Linked DNA regions of Homo sapiens: region 2 is linked to region 1. Evidence: chromatin loops called from intact Hi-C (ENCODE). Cell type or tissue: body of pancreas. All regions are shown on one strand. Each heading gives the region's core, and the rest is flanking DNA. Links, peaks and the distances in the headings are about the cores only.

Region 1 (2,917 bases), core at 144-2,643:
ACCAGTTCAGGAAGAAAGAAGCAGGTAAAGGAGAAGGCACAGGGGCCCAGAGCTTTCACTAGGCAGGAAAGAGAGACAGGCAGCAGGATCCTGTCCACAAGCAGCCATCCCAGAGCCATTTTCTAGAAGGGACACCCCCTACGCAGAGCCCCTGACACTGCTGTCCTGAGCCTGAAGCCCGTCTAAGGCTTCTCTTCCCTGCATATTGAGAAGGGGGCTGGAGAAACATCCTGGGGCTCTGCAGAGATGAAAGTCACGGCACACCCTCAAAGCCTTTCTCATTTTAAGCATTAGATCACTTTGTATCAGAGCCACTTGGAGATGAGAAAGTGGGAGTCCGCCTTGGGGCAATGGTATCTGAGTCTGAGTCCAAAAATGTTTGCCTATAGATGTAAAGAAAAGCCCAGATTATTAGAAACAACATAGCAATTAAGACAAAAGATTAGGAAATTCAGGCCTGTTTCAAGTTCCAGCTCTAACACTTACTAGGTCCATAGCTTTGAGTGATCATCCTAATCTGGTGCCTCAGTTTTATCTTCTGTAAAATGGGGCTAATAATACCTACCTCATAGGATTTAGGGAATTAAATAAGAAATATATGTACAGAGCTGAGATAGGGTCTAGCATAGAGTAAGTGGTTAATGAGTAGTAAGTACTTATTATTATATGTGGTGGTTTTAAATTCCTAAAAGACAAAAAAAACATACATTCAGTTGACCATGTGTATGTGGAATGGGCAATGTGCGCATACTTACATATAAACATGCATTTATACGTATTTCCCCAGGCACATCCCTGAAAAACCAGTATATACTCAGACATTCCCTTGAATCAAAATCGAGTCTATTCCACTTCCTCCTCAGTCCAGTGAGGTGTTCAAGACATCAATTATTATCCCCATTTTAGACATCAGGACCCCAAGGGACTTAGCAGCATCTAAGTAGCCTGCTCAAAGATTCAAGGCTAATCCAATGTCCTCCGTACTCTTTTCTTAGCCTTCCTGACAATTTGTGTTCACTGCCCCCTCTAATTCTCTGTCCAAGCTAAAAGACCGTGAATTCCACACACACACCTCCCCCCCGCACCCCCCCCCCCCCCCGGCTGCCGGCAAATGCAGCCTGATTATCGGAAGGAGATGCCTGAGAAGAGTGAAAGGAAAAAAGAAAGAAGATAGAGGGAGATGGGGTAAAGGGACATGTGGCCTCGTTCTTCACTGTCCCAAATTCCCTTTTCAAGGGCATAAGCCTGCACCCACCTCTTCCAACCGCCCCCTCCATCCTTGTCTCTGCCCCTGTGTCCCTGTCTTGTCCTCCCAAGGGCTACAGCAATATTTCAAATGTTCCTCCCACAGCTGGGTGCCTGCGCTGGTTTCTGGGCTCCTGGCATCCTGAAGCCCCACCCTGATGCTGGCTCCACACGTGCCTGTGCACATTCAGGGCTGTGAAGGGTCAGTGGGCCACGTGAAATTCCAGGAAGGAACAAGGCTTCAGGGGTGCTGTCCTTGGCTGGTTCCTACAGCACTTCCTTCCTTGTACCCCGCAGAGCCTTTGGCATGTAGAGTCACGTGTTCATCTAAGTACCACTGATGGTTTTGATTTTCTACCTGAAGAGTGCACAGAAGCTGGCCTTGGACAATAAAAGCAAAGGCAAAGGTGCCCGGAAGGAAGGATCAGTGTGAGGAGGGTATGGAATGGTGCATGCAAAGTACCAGCACAGCGCCTGGCACAGTGTAGACTCCTCACACAGAGGGCTCTCCTCCCTGCCCCCAAGGAGATCTCAGAGGCCCCCCTCCTGCCAAAGCGGCATTTCAACTCCTCGCATACACTTGGGCTTCAGTCCATTACACAAGGAAATTTGGCTTCATTTATATAAAGGGGCTAATTACCACATGAGACATAATTACAAGACAGGAAATGGATTTATAGATGCCGTCAGTGGGAGGGGAAGTTGCAGCGGCTGCTTGGACTGCTCCGTGCTCCTAAGGGGCTAAAGCTGTCCCCAGCGGACAGGATTCTTGCCCTGGGAGTTCTTGCTTTGCTGAGAAATGTGCTCTTAGAGAGGTCGGCAGTACTACAGATTTCTGGAAATCAAATCTAGTTCTGTCTCTGAATTTGTTCCACAATTGGCAATGTATTCCCACAGGTTCTCTTCACACAATAAAAATCATACTTAAGAATGTAGTTAGTCTTAAACATTAAAAGAGAAAGATAAGTCTTATGATAGATTCCAAAACTAGCCCAAAGGAGAAATGCTGGGTAGAAACTGTACAGCACTAGTATCTGCTCTTCTTTGAGGTTAGATGAACCCTGAGAAAGAGCTATATTTGCCAGACACGGTGGTGTGCACCTGTAGTCTCAGCTACTTAGGGGGCTGATCGCTTGAGCTGAGGCATTCAAGGCCAGCCTGGGCAGCACCCTTTCTAAAAGGGGGGAAAAAGAGCTATATGCCTGCTAATTGACCTAATAAATAGTCCCTTATGATTTCATTTTTCACCTTAAAACCATATATCTTAATTTAGACACACATACACACACAGAAACAGACAATAGGCAGAAGTGAAAAGGCCCTTCCTCATTGATAACCAAAGATAAGCAAATTAGTACTAGCTAATATGTGGGGAGCACACTCTGTGCCAAGCACTGAGCTTTGCTGTCTTATTTGTTCATCTTCACAACAGTCCCATGAGGAGGGTGCAGTCATAATCCTCAATTGATAGCTAAGGAACTGAGACTTAGGAAGGTCAACCAAGGTGGCCAAGTCCATACTGTAAATGCCAGAACAAGCGTTTGCACACCACTTGTCTGAACACAGAGCCTGGATTCTGAAGAACAATGAGAACATTTCTCAAATTAACAATAATATATTCTCAAGAATCTTAAAAATAAAAATTTTTCTATTTAAAAAAAATTTTTAAGAA
Region 2 (2,917 bases), core at 124-2,623, 44 kb before region 1:
GGATAATAGCACCTGCCTCATAGGATTGAGGATTGTGATGAGGATTAAATGAGTTAGTATTTGTAAAGCAATTGGAATAGTGAATGATACGTAGCAAGCACTTAAAAGTGCACTGTGAACACAGTAGGGGGCCCAATAAATGCTTGCAGAGTGGGTGAAGGTACAAAGCTGGGAGCAAGTCCCACTACTGTCCAGACTTTCACCCCCAGCCACTCCATCTCTCAGGGCAGATCCTCCTGCCTTGGGGTCTGCTGTTTTGGAGATATTTTCCCAGAAAGCTGGCAGCTGGGCAGCGATGAGTGCCCCCCACCTATGATTAAGATGGCATAACCCTAGATGGCATCATTAGAGCACCATTTTTCCCTACAAACTGATGAGAAATCCATAGGGGTGAATTCTGGGGGCCCATCAAGGCACTCCTGGAATAAATGATCTACATGTGCCATGATCATCTGTATGACGATTTCAGGCTGTTTTATCCCCAGCCTGTGACTTTTCACGCTTCCTAAACTGTATAAAAATGAACTGCAATCAGGCTGATCTATAGATAGACAGTTCCTGTTTCTGAGCATGCTGAATGAGGGTGGGTGTGTTGATACATTTGCATAAAGCTGATGGATGTAGAAGGCTATGGTTTTTTGGTTTTGTTTTTGTTTTTTTTGAGGGGTTGGGGTGTCCTTTTGGAAGTGGAGCCAGAGAAGAGGTAAAATTAAGGAAAGTAAAAATAGGGCAGACTCATAGCTTTTTCATATGAAAATGAAGGAGGCAGTAGCTACAAGATAGTTTACTGATGCTCTGTCTGCAAGGAAAAAATGGGCTGGTTTGAAAAGCAAAACAAAACTGACCAACAGGTGACTGGGAGGGATGGGGAAAGGGGTGTGATCTGTCTTTCCTGTCTGCCTCCTCTCTGCTTTTTTCATGTATACACGTAAGGGAAAGATGTAATAGTCTCTGTTTTCTATGTACAGGGATATTTAGATATGCAAATGAGCACAGCCTGTTAATGAGCTGAGGGTGATTACACTGCAGGGAGCTGCCAGCCCCTGCTGAACAATAGGTGAAGAGACACCAGGTGTCTGTGAAGGGGGAAGGGGACCTCCCCACCCCTGCCTCTGTGCCTCTGACCTGTCTGCAGAATGAAACTGTTAGGCCAAGTTCTTATGCTCCTTCTAGCTCCCAGATCCTGAATCTAATGAGTTAAGGTGAGCAGCGGGAGACCAGGTAAGCCCTGGGGCTCATCAGGGAACTGATGAGCAGGTAAGCTCCGGAGGCTCCCGAACCTTACCTGGGCCGGGAAGGGTGATGGGCAGCCAGTGAAGCATGAAGCTGCCTCAGATGGGCAGGACCACTTGGCAAGTGCTATGGAATTGGGGTGGGAGAAGCAGGACCCTATGGAGTGAGCAGGTCATGCTGCGTCTCTTTGGGCAGCATTTGGTCACAAGATGGTGACTGGGCACCTGTGTGCTTATCAGAAGTCACGGCAAAGTTTTGCAATGAGAAACAGGAAATGAAGGAGTCCGCTTTTAATTTCTAGGGAGAGATGCTCAGTATTAGTAAAAAGGACGTGGACTTTGGAGTTGTACACATCTGAGTTTGTTGGGCTAGACACATTGGACATGTTATACCCATGAACCCTGGCTGACAAGGTGCCAGCCACACAGCCAATCTCCCCTACTGATAAGATAAAGGACTTGGCCTATCACATATGACTCTCCTGACAACCACTTGATGGTTACCTAGCGAAGGAGGTAATTAACAAAGAATCTTACAAGAAACTCGTGTTGCTCGGGCAAATGCCCGGCCTGGACATCCCAGGTCCAGAGGAGTGGAAAGAACCCAGCCAGTTCCAACGGGATCTGCAACGTACTTTCTGACCTGTTGTTCTGACGGCAACAGAGCAGGACACTGTCATCGCCTGCCAGCCTCCAAGTCTCTGTGACACTGTCTCAAAACAGTCTAAAGCTTTAAGTCCCCTCAAACCTCCCACATCTGCCATGTGGCTGGATCACTCCAAAATCAGGACATGTCCCTAACCTTCTATTAAGGGCATTCGACTTTATACCATGTCACTGAGCATCACTCAATCCTGCCTATAAATATGGATGCTATGCTAACAAGACTTATTGCTGATTTAATGGCAGTGAGTACAGGCTGGTGTGCTGCACACATACACAGAGAATGGTATTGAAAAATGGGAATGATAATTAGAGTTTAATAAATGGTAATTTGCTCCTTGCTGCTGTGTGTGACAGGGGTTGGGGAGGGATGAAATAGAGGGGCCCTTCCAGAAAGTGAAATGTGGATAGAACGTATGCCATGACAGCTTTATTTTAATTTTCACATTGCCCAGGATTGAAGTTAATGCTCATTTACCTACAGATCCTTTTCCCTGGAAATCACCTCTTGTGGAACATGAGTGGAGAAGACAATTAGACAAGAAATATTTATCACTGGGACCAAATTTTAACTAGAGTCATAGAATGAAGAGGTCAGGGCTCCAGAGACAAAGTGAAGCAGAGAATTAAAATAATTATCTGGATCATTCAGGGGAAATAAAATCATTGTTTTTGCTTGAGTGAGTGTCTGAATGATCTAAATAATTGTCCCCACCCTTTGTTTTGGTCTGGTAGTGAAGACCTGGCCAATCGATCCAGTAGCAAAGGATGGAAGTTGGAAGTTTGTGGCGAGAAAGGACAGGAAGGCTGAGTAAGCCTGAATCCCCCTGGTCCTGCAGGCCTGAGCATTGGGCAGAGGCTGGCCCAGTCCAGAGCTTGGGCTGGAGAGGGAAGGATGGTATTCCTGGAAGCTAGAGACCAGAAAGTAAGCAACGCTGAAAGTCGCATGGGAAACCAAGGTCGACAAACCCAGAATACAGCCAGAAGGAGCCAGGTTTAGTGAGTGAATCCAGGAAGCTAAA

The links. Peaks named below come from ENCODE experiments on the same cell type or tissue, not always from the same donor. Only the 100,000 strongest peaks of a DNase experiment are listed, where the experiment ranks them.
Region 2: it touches region 1 in a loop (2.4-fold over the local background); 8 of 110 quality-filtered maps call a loop at or near these places.

The regions. Positions count from the first base shown.
Region 1 is chr17:27,983,547-27,986,463 of GRCh38, forward strand. The region is part of intron 2 of LINC01992 (long intergenic non-protein coding RNA 1992); the gene reads right to left. Among named protein-coding and RNA genes, the nearest start is that of LINC01992, 6.7 kb to the right of the region's middle. In body of pancreas, for the core only: no CTCF peak of the experiment used is centred there; no DNase peak of the experiment used is centred there.
Region 2 is chr17:27,939,083-27,941,999 of GRCh38, forward strand. The region is part of intron 2 of LINC01992 (long intergenic non-protein coding RNA 1992); the gene reads right to left. Among named protein-coding and RNA genes, the nearest start is that of LYRM9, 47 kb to the left of the region's middle. In body of pancreas, for the core only: no CTCF peak of the experiment used is centred there; a DNase peak (open chromatin) is centred at 1,649.